Regions from separate parts of the Homo sapiens genome. Here region 2 is linked to region 1. The links are chromatin loops, found by intact Hi-C in ENCODE. Cell type or tissue: IMR-90. All regions are shown on one strand. Links, peaks and the distances in the headings refer to the core of each region. The heading gives the core; the rest is flanking DNA. Region 1 holds the start of LOC107984642 (a long non-coding RNA gene). Region 2 has its middle 14 kb from the start of GPR135.

Evidence for each region. Peaks named below come from ENCODE experiments on the same cell type or tissue, not always from the same donor. Only the 100,000 strongest peaks of a DNase experiment are listed, where the experiment ranks them.
Region 2: a loop joins it to region 1, with 11 times the contacts of the local background. A loop is called at or near these places in 1 of 110 quality-filtered maps.

Annotation. Positions count from the first base shown.
Region 1 is chr14:59,155,799-59,164,140 of GRCh38, reverse strand. LOC107984642 (a long non-coding RNA gene) reads right to left here and starts at 5,997. Exons shown (of 2, transcript XR_001750928.1): 1 at 5,957-5,997. In IMR-90, for the core only: no CTCF peak of the experiment used is centred there; DNase peaks (open chromatin) are centred at 2,470 and 4,780; H3K4me3 peaks cover 219 bases; H3K27me3 peaks cover 2,291 bases.
Region 2 is chr14:59,447,388-59,455,729 of GRCh38, reverse strand. It overlaps a transcript of GPR135 not described here. Among named protein-coding and RNA genes, the nearest start is that of GPR135, 14 kb to the left of the region's middle. In IMR-90, for the core only: no CTCF peak of the experiment used is centred there; DNase peaks (open chromatin) are centred at 99 and 1,319; H3K27ac peaks cover 744 bases.

The DNA of each region.
Region 1 (8,342 bases), core at 216-8,215:
TAGTCGGGCATGGTTGTGGGTGACTGTAGTCCCAGCTACTCAGGAGGCTGAGGCAGGAGAATAGCTTGAACCTGGGAGGTGGAGCTTGCAGTGAGCCAAGATCGTTCCACTGCACTCCAGCCTGGGTGACGGAGTGAGACTCCATCTCAAAAACAAAAAACAAAACAAAACAAAACAAAAAACAGAGATATAAATAAGGGAATGAAATTGATGAGATAGAGAAAAGGCTTAATATGTACCTGGCACTGTGCTAAGTAAGCAATTTGTATACTTTACCTGTTATTTCTCAAAAAATCCATTAATTTATAGATGAGAAGTTAAGGTTCAGAGAGATTGAGTACTTTGTGCAGTTCAAACAATTATGTTTTAACATCAGATCTCTTTGGACCCCAAGCCTATGCTTGTCGGTGGATCAAGACAGGGAGGGTGTTCACTTTGGTGGGAATTTTGGTACCCTAACAGGAGGAACCCCTCTCCAGCTCACCCAAGTCCCTTGTGCCTGCACTTAGTGCCCTTATGTACTTTTTATTTATAATGTTGCTCTGCTTCTGGACCAAGGCTGTCAGAAGAGCCAGACAAGCAGCCTAAGTCACTTGTAGTGGAAACCCCTGATTTGGTTCTCTGTTTCCACCCTGGTGAATATCTGAACTGCTCAAGGCATAATGCCTTATAAATGCCAACTTTGTATTTATCAGCATGCTTCTTAGCTATAGCAATCAATAAGACATACCCTTCTTTTGCTAATGGCTACATTAAGAGGCATCTGTCCCTTTGCATTAAGGAATCACGTTATACTTGTCTGCCAATTGACCGAAATAAAGTATTTCCAGTAGCTGTATCTCTTAAAATGCTGCTGCTTTTCCTTTGGATTTGATACTAAAAATGCAGGTAAGATCAACAGAATGAGACTCCTAGTTCGCTCACCTCACCCGCTACTTACATTGGCACTGACCATGGGTCGAAACTAATAAATAAGCTTTTCTGGCATAAATGTCATGTGCAGCACTTCAGACATCTAGGAAAGTTCTAGAACTCTTTTCTACAAGCCATTTCTCTACTTAGCACTGTCAAAGAACTCATCCAAATATGTGATTGAACCCAGGAGCCCGAGGAAATTGAGCATTTGTGTTATGGATAATAATTTTTTATATTTTTTATCCCCACATCATTGGATGTAGGTCCAACTTAATTTGAGTAGGTCCAAGGCTAGACTACAGTTACGATCTTCATTAGCAAAGCAATATTGTATATTCTCCTCATCGCTGATTAATGGATTGTTTCCTTACATATATTGTAACTTTCTCTTTTTTTTTCAAGCCATTAATCATTTAACCTTACCCTCAGGCATGAGACAGGGTTTTATTTTTGTGCTTCTTAAGAGTATTCTTTAGACAGAATAAGTCATAAAAGCTCAAGTGCATTCATTCTCTTTTCAATTTGTGGATTTAATCCACCATAAAGCATTCCGACTATATAAAGAAATGAACCGTGTTAAAAGCAAGTATTATTAATGTGATACTTCCTCTGGGCACATTTGCCAACCAAAATATTAAACTTCCTTTAAAGAAATTCTTGAGAATTATTAGTTTGTCATTCAATTAAGGGTTTACATGTGTAAAAATATTCCAGCCATGATAATATGCCCTGCAATGTAATGTCAGATGTAGTTTTCCAAAAGGGATATTCAGGGGTCTATAATTTCCCATATTTTGGAGGTGGCCTAATTTTTCTCAATTAATAGAATACTAGAAAAGTGTGCTTTTAGCATTTTAGGCCAGTATTGGATACAATAGTCCATGTCCCTTTATGTTGAAAACATGAATGCCCAAATTGAATAGTTTCTATTTACCACTTTTCTGTTTGAACGTGTGGCCCACATCTGCTAGAATAATAAATGAAATACTAACTAAAATGTTTAAGCCCAAATAAAAATCACTACCCCAATTTGTTTTCTGTAAATGCTCAGAGTATTAATTCTAGCTCCCTCTCCCACCCTGTTCCCTTCCTCTTTCTTTACTTAGAACTAAACATGAAAAGTCATCTGTTCTTTTTTAGTCTAGAAATAGAAACCACCCTCCCACCCCATGCTCAGCCCAGGGAAGGTTACGGTGAGTTTGTGGCTGAGCAATGCAGGGGCTGACCCCATCTATGCTCCTGGAGGGGGATGGACAGGCACTGCCGACACAACGCAACAGCTGTTGCAGAACAGTCTCTTTCCCAGCAGAACACGGAGGGAACTGAGTCTCACTAGCTGCACTGGACATCTACATTTTAGTTTCTCCGAAAGGACAGGTGGTCCTAATACAGCCTGTCTCCAGCCCACCCTTTTCCCTTTTGTTCCTGTGAACATTGGTCTGCCCATCCCCAAGTGGTGCGTTAGTCATTCAAGGCTTTGGGGTGAAATATGATGCAAGAGGAGGAAGGGAAATCTTAGACACAGAACAAAGCCATTTGAGAGCTGTCACATCAGCCTAGGACTTTGATTTTGTGTGTTTTTGTCTTAAACACTGGTTGCTATAGCTACCGTGAGCAACACACATAAAGGAGCCAGGCAGTGGCTTTTCAGAATTGTGTAATACATTTTCTTTTTGAGCTTTTCTTGCACTGAATGTCAAGTCAAGGATACCTACTTTAATTAATGGTTAAATTGGAGTTGAAGATGAATCGTAATTAAGTACCTGACACTGATCATCTACAACCTCAGAGTAAGATTTTCAGTACTTCAGTTTTCTGCCAGATGTAGAAGTGTGCATGATACAGTTAATCAGGAAGAGTCTCGGAAACCCATTTAAAGCTTATTAACATTGATATTTATTCAGTTTTAAATACCCAGTGTCGGATTTATTCTGTTAATTTCAAGAAACAATTGGTAGGAATCACCCTTTGCTCTTCTTAAATGATTAGATAAGTATTTTTTCCATATCATTAGACATTGCAAAGGTTTAAGAGTTCTTGAACCGTGGAATCTTATGTAGAAGTTATAACGACTCTTTATAAAAGCTGAAGATCAACCTGCAACTTTCGATATTTCTCTACTTTATAATCTACTTTCTCTTTAGTGGCCTGCACACTGACTAAATAGCCATTGCAAACTCTTAATTTCCCTTTTGCTGAATTACCCTGCTCTCTGATCAGAGGCCATACTATCTGTGAAATTTTGCTTCAGAAAAGCCTGCACTGCAAAACCAAACAGTACAGAGATGTATAAAAGATCTCCTCAACCTTAACAGAGAAGCAAAAAGCAAAACATCTTCTTTGCTCCTGATGGAAATGATTACCAATTTAAGATTTCCCACAGAGAAGCCTCTCTCCATGATGCATGGAAAAATTTCCAGAACATAATCTAATAATAGCAAAATAAATAGAAATACTAAATAAATATGCCGACAAACCCATGGCTGATATCACTAATGGAAATCCAGAGTGCTGACAGTATGTGGGTTTTTCCTGTGACCCAGAGCATGTAAGAGGTATACACTCAATCTCAGTGATATCATATCGAGGTGTGGAATGTCACTGTGCTTTTCCATATGGAAAAAGTGAGGTACAGAAAAGGGATACGGCTTGTCCATGGTTATCTCGCACACAGGAGAGTTTATTACGGAGGTAAGCACCCTAGTGTTTGGCTGAGGCTTCTAATATATTGCCTGTTCTAGCACGTAAACTCTTTTTACTGTGAAGCCTTATTATGCTTTTCTTACATCTCACTGAACCTAGTGAGGTGATCAGGAAATAATTATTCTCATAATAGCTTTTAAAATGTATGCAAATAATACATATTCATGATAGAAAAAACTGAAATTATATTGTAGAAAAAAGAAAATAAAACTCAACTGTAATTCAATCACTTGCATTTTAGTGCATATCCTTTTAGCTATTTTCCTTGGCATATTCATTGTCTATATGTATATATAATATATAAACTTTTCTTTTGCAAGAATGAGACTGTACAACATAATTTTATTCTTTTCTTTTTGGCACATTTAGACTGCTAATATGTAAATATGTTAATAAATGTATTTCTACAACTTCATTTTTAATAGCTAAATAGCGACCTATTATTACACATAAATTCAGTAACTGAGTTAACCAATTCTTTAGGGGCTGTGCATTTAGTTTGTTTCTACCTTTTTTATGAAGTAGGAACACTAAAAAATACTAGAGTGAACATTTTTATAGTTAATGTTTGCAACCATGCTTAATTACAAATACATAATTATTGGTTGATTAGTATTAGTCTAATGATGTTTCCTCGGCCAGCAACTTATAGACTGCACATGACACAAAGTACATGCCTCTGAAGGATCCATATCCTACCTACCCGTGACACCATACCAATAGGTATCTGTTGAAAGCAGTTTTGAACTTTGCAGTCATTCCTACCTTGGTAATATTGGCAGGCAGGATTTTAGCACTGGGGAGAGGCGGAAAGAAGAGTTAAAAGTTCTGACTAAATAAAAAGATTTTTCATTAATGGAAGAGTTCAATTCCATTCCCTGCAGCAAATACTGAACAGGAATAGTCTCTAAATGTTCATGCGATAGAAAACACTATCTGTGTAAAGGGACAAATTGTGGGGAATAAACTGTGAAGGTCAGATTATCTTCTAAGAAGCCACATGGAGAAAGAAAACCCCTGATGAGAGAATCCCATCAACCAGTAGTAGATCAGCCTTGAAATATGAACTTTCATGGGATATCATGAATCCTTCTAGGAACTGCAAATCTCCTTGATTTTTCTGCCTGCAGTGTTTTGAAGATGTTTACAGTAAAACTGTAACCTAAGACTTGCCTTTCAGGAAAAGAGTAACTGGTAATCTGATCCTAGAAAGCTTTCTGCACTGGGCTTTTTAAATAGTAAGCGAGTAGAAGATTTTTCTCACTGTGCCCCCATAAAGGGAAAGAGATGGTAAGTAACATGCATTCAGTCACTCACTCTGGGCCAGGCACTATGGTAAACACTCTACATGCATCATTTCATTGCTTCCCTCCAACAACCTCATGAGTGCCTCATTATTATCCAGTTTTATGTAAGAGGGAAACACATTCAGAGGGATAAAAAATGTGCCTCAAGTTATAAAGCTGGTTGGTGGCAAAGACTAGATTTGAACATAGTCCTGCCAAACTGTAAATCAAATGTTTTGTTTTTCCTACCATATATACGTGTTTTAAATATCTTCCCTATAACTTTCTTGCCTAGATCTTGTTAATTCCTCTTTGACATAAAGCACATGCCTTGGCTAGCCAGGTAAAGGCAACTTTGTGAGTCTAGACCCTACTGTTTTTCATGGTAGCAGCCCTCAGAATACAGGCGCAAGGGCACCTTTGGCTTGAATAGAACTCCTCCTTCTCCAGATTCAGAGGGGGTCATAAGCCTGTGTATTTTGTAAGGGCACTTGTGTAGGAGCCTTTCAATTGGAGGCTGTTGATGGTTGTTGCTCATCTGAGGCAAGGCCTGCTGCTGTACTGGGTTTTCTTTGCTAACTTGGTAGGGACACAAGGCCCTCATGAATTATCAAACCTGAAGGGGTTATGAGAATCTCTGAATTTGTAGCCAGTCACTCAGAAGCGTGGGTATCCCAGGGACCCTTGAAGTGTGGCTGGCATCTGCAGTGAGAGTAGTCTTGTGGAGGGCTACTTTCTGTTTCTAGAAAGAAGCCTAGAGATAGCCACATGTTGAGGAAGACCCTTACAAAACTCTGATGAAAGGATTACAGAAAAATAAATATTATTTCAGTGGTTTATTTCACTAATTCAATCAAGTAATGATAACCCTAATAATAATAGTAATTAACAGCAATAGGCTGGGCAGGGTGGCTCATGCCTGTAATCCTAGTACTTTGGAAGGCTGAGGTACGAGGATTGCTTAAAGACAGGAGTTCGAGACCAGCCTGGGCAACACAGCAAGAACACATTTCTTAAAAGAAAAAAAAATAGCCATGTGCAATAGCATGTACCTGTTGTCCCAGCTACTTGGGAGGCAGAGGTGGGAGGATTGCTTGAGGCCAGGAGTTGGAGGCTGCAGTCAGCTATGATTGTGCCACTGCACTTCAGCCTGGGCAGAACAAGACCCTGTCTCTAAACAAAAATAAAAACAAAAATTTAAAGCAATAATAGCCCATAGCTTTTATTGAACTCTTACCCCATATCAGGTACTCTTTAAGCATCGTATACATATTCCAAAATCATCTGGTCTATTGCCTCCAATTTAAAGGCTCCTACACAAGTGCCCTTACAAAATACACAGGCTTATGACCCCCTCTGAATCTGAAGTGACTGGAGAAGGAGGAGTTCTATTCAAGCCAAAGGTGACCTTGTGCCTATATTCTGAGGGCTGCCACCATGAGGAAGAGTAGGCTCTGGACTCACAAAGTTGCCTTTACCTGGCTAGCCAAGGCATGTGCTTTATGTCAAAGAGGAATTAACAAGATTCAGTTCTGGCATTAACCTCCTAAAGTTGATGCAGACCCCACAAGTTGAGGGCTCAGCCCTTCACAAGACTACCCTCACTGCAGATGCCAGCCACACTTCAAGCGTCCCTGGGATACCCACACTTCTGACTGACTGGCTACAAATTCAGAGATTCTCATAACCACTTCAGGTGTGATAATTCATGAGAACAACTCACACAACTCAGAAAAGCACTACACTTAGGATTAGAGTTTCATTATAAAGAATGGAAATCAAGACTCTCTCAATGAAGACACACAGGGCAAGGTCTGGGAGGGTCTCGAATGCAGAGCTTCCATGTGTTCTCCTTCTGGGATCAGGATGTGTCACCCTCCTGGCACATCGATGTGTTGATCAACCAGGAAGATCCACTGAACTTCAGTGTCTAGAGTTTTTACTGAGGCTTCATTACATATTGAATCATTGGACACACAGCTGAACTCAATATCCAGCCCTCTCCCATCCCCAGAGATCAGGAGATTGGCTGATATCACAGGGCTTAAAGCCTCAACCATCTAATCACATGGTTGGTCTTTCTGATATCTAGTCCCCATCTTGGACCTTCTCTGTCTCATTAGCATAAACTCAGGTGTGACCCGAGGGGCTCATGAAAATAATAAAGACACTGACCACCGGGGAAATTCCAAGAATTTTAGGAGCTTCCTGCCAGGAATCCAGGACAAATTATTTATTATACAACAATACACATTATTTAATTTTCCCCTCACACCAGTTTATGAGGTAAGAATTATCTTCATTTTATAGGTAAGAAAATGAATGCTTCCAAGATGTATAGACTTAGTCAGTTAGAGATGCAGGATGTAATCAAACTCAAGTCTTCCCAGCCTCAAAGTCTACCTTCGATCCATCTTAGCCATTAAGGAATATTGCCTTACATATAAGCCCCTAATATATCTTAAGAATGCTTGTGTATGACTATGTACACACACACACACACACACACACACACACATTCTGAAGCTTGTCATCCTTAACTAATATGGGAGAGAATGCTAACTAAATCCCCAAATCCATTCTCCTTTGAGCAGGGAAACCCTTGTGTTTTAGATGGACACCTGACTGTTCAGTGTCAGAATGACATTTCCCAGCTCCTTTGTGTCTAGCTGTGAGCATATGTGATGTATGCAGTTTCCAGAGCATGTCCTTGAAAAAGAGGTTGGTTGCCCTCTCCTTTTTCATTCCCTGCTTCTGAGTCTGGTGCTGCTAACGAACCACCATCAGTCATGAGGCTGAGGGCAACACCTTAACAGAAGGTGGATCAACAAAATAAAAGCAAACCTGCCTCCCTGTCTGTCCTTGAAACAGAGCCACCTACTTGCCCCAGAATGCTCAACTATTATACCTCTGGGCAGTAATGTGTGAAAAAAGCAAACTCCCATCTTACTGAAGGCACTGGATTTGGGGGTCTCTTTGTTACAGTATTTTGGGCTCTATTCTAACCACCACAACTACTAAGATAAAGGCTTCCTACAGGCTTCTAGCATTGCATAGTAGTGGGAATACTTCAAATGTTCCTCTTATTCAGCATTGGGGTCAGGCTGCATTCCTACCTGTGGTCTCTCGAGTGCTTAGCTGTGGATTGCTCTTGATCTATCCTTGTTTTATCAGCTTGAAATGCTTATGTATTGAATTGTTTATCTTCAGGATGAAGCTCGTTATTTCTTCTGTATAAATGTAGTTTATCATATGACAGTTACATTCTTTTTCCCATTGTGAAACTCTGCTGATAAACCTCGACATGGAGAAAAAAAAAGGCTATAAACTTTTCTTCCCACAGTAATTCAGACTTACACTCAAAATGCTACTTTGTTAAATATTATTTGTGCAGTTATTGTTTTGTATCATGGCCCTGTCCCTAAACTGAGTTTGGCC
Region 2 (8,342 bases), core at 59-8,058, 290 kb before region 1:
TTGTGAGGACACTCAAGCAGCCCTATGGAGGAGCCCACATGGTGAGGTACTGAGGCCTCTTGCCAACACCCATATGAGTGAGCCATCTTGGAAGCAGCTCCAGCTGACATCTTAATTACAACCCCCTGAGAGACCTGTATCAGAACTACCCAGCTAATCTGCTCCAAGTTTCTGACTCACAGAAGCTTTGAGAGGATAATTGTTTTAAGCTGCTAAATTTGGAGCTAGCTTGTTACACAACAATAATAACTAATACACTTAGTAGAAATAAGAATGGGTTCACGAAACATTTCAGTTGTATATGAGTGTGTGCTAGGTCTCAGTGTAAAATGAACCCCTTCTTATAGGTTGCAGTAAAAAACAAAATGGAAAATTGTGCACAAAACAAACCAAGCAACAGTTTTCTACTCTGAGGTCTTGCTGCTGCCTTCCTGAGGTCTACATGGGAATCAAGACGCAGGTCCTCTTTGCTTTCAGGTGCCCCAAACTTATTAGTGGCTCATGCAGCCTTTATTGCCCCATCATTCTATAGCTAGGCCAGTCACCAAGGGTGGGCAGGGATACACAGGATACAAGGACACTTCTCAGAGCTCTATTTACATCTAAATTCTCCTTGATTTTTTTTTTTTTTGAGATGGAGTCTCACTCTGTCACCAGGCCGGAGTGCAGTGGTGCGATCTTGGCTCACCGCAATCTCCGCCTCCAGGGTTCAAGTGATTCTCCTGCCTCAGCCTCCCAAGTAGCTGGGACTACAGGCATGCACCACCAGGCCCGGCTAATTTTTTGTATTTTAGTAGAGATGGGGTTTCACCATGTTGGCCAGGATGGTGTCAATCTCCTGACCACGTGATCTGCCTGCCTCGGCCTCCCTAAGTGCTGGGATTACAGGTGTGAGCCACCGCACCCGGCCTCTCCTTGATTTTCTAAGCTCCTCTCATCCAACCTGAAAACATATTTATCTAGTCTTTAGGATAGTCATTCTGGCTTTTACAGCTTTGTGTGTTCTCTTGGACTTATTATCTTGATTTAAAACCTTCCTATTTAAAGCAGGGCCAAAATTTTAACAAACCAAAGACCTCTCTGTTTTTGGCACAGCCTCCTTTAGTACAGAAAATCCTAAAGGTAAAGGAAGTCCTGTGCGTACAAGGAAATACAGTGGAAAAAGCCCTCAAATAATATTTGAAAATGTTATTCACATATTGTCTTTATTTCAACTCAGATTCCTTTCTCATTCCATTTTTATCTGGCTCCTACACTCATTGCTTCACAGAATTAGTCACAGAATAGGTCACAAATGACCTAAATCCAGTGAATACTTCTCAGCCATCTTACTTGACCTTGCCAAACATAAACCACGTGTATTAGTCAGGGTTCCCACAATAGGCTGTCTGCAGGCTGAGGAGCAAGGAGAGCCAGTCCAAGTTCCAAAATTGAAGAACTTGGACTCCAGTGTTCAAGGGCAGGAAGCATCCAGCACAGGAGAAAGATGTAGGCTGGCAGGCTAAGCCAGTCTCTGTTTTCACATGTTTCTGCCTGCTTAGATTCTAGCAGTGCTGGCAGCTGATTCGATTGTGCCCACCCAGATTAGGGGTGTGTCTGCCTTTCCTAGCCCACTGACTCAAATGTTAATCTCCTGTGGCAACACCCTCAAGACACACCCAAGATCAATACTTTGTATCCTTCAATCCAATCAAGTTGAAACTCAATATTAATTATCACATCATAGTTGGCCCCACTTCCCTTTTGGAAATGTTCTTGTCCTGGTGTTCATGTTTTTACTCTTTCTTGGTTTTCCGCTAACCACTCTGATCATTCCTTCCTAACCTCTTTGACTACTTTCTCTGCTTCCCCATCTTACATTTTAAAAATTACTTTAAAAATAGATAATATGTACACGATATGAATTTGAAAAGGTACAAAAGGGTACAGAGTGAAAAATAAATGTTTTCCTTTTCCTTCCTGCCCTTGACAACTAAAACCTGCCAATCATCAAGTCCCTTTTCCCCAATCTGTTCCTTTTCAACCCCAAAGTCATTATCTAGGCCAGCCTCTTATCACTAATTTCAATGGACTTGATGACGTAGTTCTGGGTTCTCCCTGAGAAACCCACCTTAACATCCATCACAAAATATTTTGGAGTTCCCAGTTGGTCTTCCACATGTACTCAAGAAAATGTCTATTCCTATGGTCTCTGTGTTACTCTGCCAGGCACCATTGTTAATCCAAGTAGCTCTGCCAAGAACAGTAGCTATAAGGAAGAAGAGATTGTGCTTAGTGGACAGCATTCTTCAAACATGGCATCTTTTCAACTTTTTTTTAGTAGGCTTTATTTTTCAGAGCATCTTTAGGTTCACAGCAAAATTGAGTGAAAGTACAGAGATTTCCCATTTATTCTTTGCCCCAACACAAGCAAAACCTCACCTGTTACCAATATCCCCCACCAGAGAGGTACATTTGTTATAATCAATAAACCTACAATGACACATTGCTATCACCCAAAGTCCATAGTTTACATTAGGGTTCATTCACTCTTCGTGTTGTACATTCTATGGGTTTTGACAAATGTCATAACATGTATTTATAATTATAGAAATATGTAGAAGAGTTTTATTGCTCTAAAATTCCTCTGTGCTCCATCCATTCATCCCTTTCTTCTCCCAGTCTCTTGAAACCACTGCTACTGTTACGGTCTCCATGGTTTTGCCTTTTCCAGAATGTCATATAGTTGGAATCATACCGTAGGAAGCCTTTTCAGATTGGCTTTTTTCGCTTAGTAATATGCATTTTAGGTTTCTCCATAGCTTTTCATGGCTAAATAGCTCATTTCCTTTTAGTGCTAATATTCCATTGTCTGGATGTACCATAGCTTATTTATCTGCTTATTTACTGATGGCATCTTGGTTGCTTCCAATATTTTGCAGTTATTAATAAAGCTGCTATAAACATCTGTGTGCACATTTATGTGAACAAGTTTTCAACTCATTTGGGTAAATATCAAGGAACATGAGTCTTGAATTGTACATTAAAAATATGTTTAGTTTTGTAAGAAACTGCCAAATGATCTTCCAACATGGAGGTACCATGTTGCATTCCCACCAGCAATGAATGAGAGTTTCTGTTGCTCCATATCTTTGCCAGCATTTGGTGTTATTAGTGTTTTAGATTTTGGCCATTCTAATAGGTGTGCAGTTATATCTCAATGTTGTTTTAATTTGAAATTTCCTAATGACATGTAATGTTGAGCATCTTTTCATATGCTTATTTTCTATTTGCATATATTCTTTGATGAGGTGTCTATTCAGATCGTTTGTCCATTTTAAAATCAGGTTGTTCATTTTCTTGTTGGGTTTTCAGTTATTTTGTATTTTAGATAACAGTTCTTTATCAGATATGTCTTTTGCAAAATTTTTTTTCCCAGTCTGGGGCTGGTTTTCTCATCTCTTTTCAACATTTTCAAAAAGAAAATACATAAATATGACAGTTGGTAAGATTGCGATGAGAAGGCATAGAGTAGCTCTTATCAGTAGGAATATTACTCCTCCCTAAAGAGCATTTCAGAAATTTGGGGAAGGATTTTTTGTCTCACAATATCACTAGCATTTAGCAAATGGTGTCCAAAAATTCTGGATGTCCTATAAAGCATGAGAGAATACTGACCAATGCAGATTGTCTCACATCCTGTACAGCTTTCAAATGTCCCACCAGACACTGAAATAGCTGACAAATTTATGAATCATTATGTACTTCCATAACTTTAGTTCATTCTGCATAGAAAAATGTGTTTTAAACATGGTTTTAATATACACAGAAAGTTTCTAGAGATGCAACTCTATAAATTGAAATTTTTATTACATCTATTTTGTTTAGATTTTTATTAAACAATATTCACCCATTTGGAAAGCACTGTTATAATTTACTACACCGCTTGAGCTAATGGACTGTGAAAAAACACTTTTGTATCAGTCTACATTTGTAGCTATTATAATCGCTGTGAGTCTACATTTAAATGTAAGCACCTAACTACTTCATTTTGTTTATTCTGCAATAAAAAGAGCCTACTGATCATACAGCAACATAAATGAATGCTACAGGCATTTTGCAAAGAGAAAAATCTGGATACAAAAGAGTATATACTATATAATTCAATTTATATGAAGTTCCAGAACAGATAAAATAAGTATATGGTGAAAACAAATACAATTTCTAGCTCTTTGCTGGTAGTTCCCCTATGTCATCCACTATATCCGTGTTTTCCTTTAAGCCCTAAATATATCTGTAACAGGTACTTTTAGAGTCTTTGTCTTCTATTGCAAACATCTTGGTTATATAAAGTTGGGCCTTTATTTACTGCTTCCCTCTGTTTGTTTATGAGTCATATTTTCTTTTCTTCTCTTTTTTTTCCCATGTCTAGTTATCTTTGATTATATGCATAATATTGATGACATATTGCAAGGAAGCTGGATTTTATGTCTTGTTTTAAAGGGCATTTATTTAAATTGCTAGAAGGTCCTCCAGATCCTTTCAGGCTTGGTGTCATTCCATGTTGGAGTCAGTCTCTTTCGGTTTTGTCTCTTGTCCTAGCATGTGGCTCTTATTTTAAAGCTTGACTTTTATTTTCAAGGTATTTGTTGTCTTAAACAAATGCCTGAGGCGCTCAATGAACTCTCTGCACTCTGGCTAGACTATAACATGTACAACATCATCTAATCCAGTGTAATTTTAGGTATCTTTGTTCACCACTCACTCCTACAGTAGCCACTTTCTCCTAGTTCTCGTGGCGATTTGTTCTACACATGTGCAACCCAGCTCTATACCAAAGATTTATGGAGAGCCTCCATGCAGACAGCTGTCTCCCTCCATCACATCACTCCTTTCTCTCTTGCCCACAAATTCCAGTCACTTCAACTGTGTTGAACTCTGCTCTGTCTTCTAGCTTGGGAAGACCACCATTTTCTACTGGAGCTCTACCTCCCAGGGTCAAAGTCTGAAAAATAGTCCTAGGTAGAAGGATGAAATAATTTACATAATGCATGTGCCTGTGAAGCACTTAGCATGATGTCTGCACAGAGTAAATGGCCAATAAATGTTGATTTTTATTATGAAATCTGTATTTGATACAAATTTTATCTATAATATTTTATTAAAGAAAAAAGTCTTATAAAATGGTAGAGAGTAATCTCATTTTTGGAAACAAACATATTGAAATTAGGAAGGATATCTACCAAATAATATTACTATCAAGTAAGAATATCTTTACCAAACAATATAATTATAGATGCTCTTCAATTGTTAATAATTTACTCCATTATATTTTGTATAATAAGCATTACTTTTTAAAATGAAAGAATTTATTTTTGAATAAAAATAAACTACTAAAGAGCATTTTGAGGGGTCTGTGTTGAAAGGGAAGAAAGGGGTAAGCTCTCTACTTAGCCTTGCAGGGAGTAAAATAATTTACCTATCTATTATACACACTGGGACCTCAGCATTTTCGGGCCTGTTGGCTGGAGGTACTGCCATTTCTGCCTTTGTAGCCTCTGAGGGAGGCCTGAGTTACTGGCTTGGTTCCCTGACAATATACCAGACTGTAGGAACCCTTCTGAGTTGTGTATTTAAGTAGTTAAAAAAATCCTGGAGAAAATTCAGTTAAGTTATAAACCAGTCTTATCTTTTTATTTTTAATCATGCTGTTATATTATCCCACTCTCTTGGATTGAGATCATTTTTACATTTAACACTTAGTTCTTTCCTCTCCACATATGAGAGAAGGAGTAGAAGATAGCCTCACCATCACTACTCCAGGTGGTCCAGACACCTGGATCTCCCTGTATCATTGGCTAAGAAAGCACAAGCCATCAGATTCAAACATAAAAGTTGAGGTGGCTCAGCTGGATGGCTGCCATCTCTCTCCCTAACCTCGGGACTTTCTTGAGTAAGTCTACTTTCATGAGTGTCCGTGTGAAGAGACCACCAAACAGGCTTTGTGTGAGCAATAAAGCTTTTAATCACCTGGGTGCAGGCGGGCTGAGTCCAAAAAGAGAGTCAGCAAAGGGAGATAGGGTTGGGGCCGTTTTATAAGATTTGAGTAGGTAAAGGAAAATTACAGTCAAAGGGGGGTTCTCTGGTGGGCAGGAGTGGGGGTCACAAGGTGCTTAGTAGGGGAGCTTTTGGGCCAGGATGAGCCAGGAGAAGGAATTTCACAAGACAATGTCATCAGTTAAGGCAGGAACAGGCCGTTTTCACTTCTTTTGTGGTGGAATGTCATCAGTTAAGGCAGGAACCAGCCATCTGGATGTGTACGTGCAGGTCACATGGTATATGATGGCTTAGCTTGGGCTCAGAGGCCTGACATTCCTGTCTTCTTATATTAATAAGAAAAATAAAACGAAATAGTGGTAAAGTGTTGGGACGGTGAAAATTTTGGGGGATGGTATGGAGAGATAATGGGCGATGTTTCTCAGGGCTGCTTCAAGCGGGATTAGGGGCGGCGGGGGAACGTAGAGTGGGAGAGATTAAGCTGAAGGAAGATTTTGTGGTAAAGGGTGATATTGTGGGGTTGTTAGAAGAAACATTTGTCATTTAGAATTATTGGTGATGGCCTGGATATGGTTTTGTATGAATTGAAAAACTAAACGGAATAAGAGAAGGAGAAAAACAAGTATTAAAGGTCTAAGAATTGGGAGGACCTAGGACATCTAATTAGAGAGTGCCTAAGGAGGTTCAGCATAGCCTTGCCAGCAAAGATTATTTATTTACTTTAAGAGTTAAGAGTGGCAGTTTGGGGATAGCACCAGGAGATATCAGCTGTGATGACTTGGAGAAACACTGTAAACCGGCAGTGTAAACAAGAGCAGGGCATGTATGAGTAGTTGAGAACAGTGAATAGGAGTATGACTAGACAGAAGATAGTAGGGATGACAAGTTTTTTTGGGGCACAGTCCAAGTTGGTCTGGTGTCTGGAATGAGACTGGGGCCTAATAAAAAGGAGCGTCCATACAGGAGCTCAAGTGGGCTGTACCTTGTAGCATTCTGAGGACAGGCCTGAATTCTGAGAAGAGAAAGAGGTAAAAGTATTGTCCAGTCTTTTTTAAGTTGGTGGCTGAGCTTGGTGAGGTGTGTTTTTAAAAGACTATTAGTCCGTTCTACTTTTCTTGAAGACTGAGGACTGTAAGGGATATAAAGGTTTCACTGAATACTGAGTGCCTGAAAAACTGCTTGGGTGATTTGACTAGTAAAGGCTGGTCTGTTATCAGACTGTATAGAGGTGGGAAGGCTAAACTGAGGAATTATGTCTGACAGAAGGGAAGAAATGACTGCGGTGGCCTTCTCAGACCCTGTAGGAAAGGCCTCTACCTATCCAGTGAAAGTGTCTACTTAGACTAAGAGGTATTTTAGTTATCTGACTCAGGGCATGTTGAATAAAGCTAATTTGCCAGTCCTGGGTGGGGGCAAATCCTCGAGCTTGATGTGTAGGGAAGGGAGGGGGCCTGAATAATCCTTGAGAAGTAGTAGAATAGCAGATGGAACACTGAGAAGTTATTTCTTTGAGGATAGATTTCCACGATGGAAAGGAAATGAGAGGTTTTAAGAGGCAAGCTAGTGGCTTGTACTATAGCATAGCCTGCCTTTGCTGGTGTGTGGCGATTAGACCTGGTGGAACTGCCATCAATAAACTAAGTGTGATCAGGGTGAGGAACAGGAAAGAAGGAAATATGGGGAAATGGGGTGAACGTCAGGTGGATCAGAGAGATGCAGTCATGAGGGTCAGGTGTGGTATCTGGAATAATGTGGGAGGCTGGATTGAAGTCTGTGCCAGGAACAATGGTAATTGTGGGACTTAACAAAGAGTGAGTACAGCTGAAGGAGCTGGGAAGCAGAAAGTATATGCGTCAGGTATGAGGAAGAAAATAGATTTTGGAAGTTATGAGAACTGTAGAGAGTGAGTTGAGCATAGTTTGTGATTTTTAGGGCCTCTAAAAGTATTAAAGCAGTGGCAGCTGCTGCACGCAGACATGAGGGGTAGGCTAAAACGGTAAGGTCAAGTTGTTTGGACAGAAAGGCTACAGGCTGTGGTCCTGGCTCTTGTGTAAGAATTCTGACCGCAGTAACCATGCCTAGGAAGGAAAGGAGTTGTTGTTTTGTAGAAGGTGCTGGGGGTTGAGAGATTGGTCGGACATGATCAGCAGGGAGAGCACGTGTGTTTTTATGAGAATTATGCTGAGATAGGTAACAGATGAGGAAGAAATTTGAGCTTGACTGAAGTAAGGGGGGTTGTCTATGAAGCTTTGCGGCAGTACAGCCCAGGTAATTTGCTGAGCTTGATGGGTGTCAGGGTTAGTCTA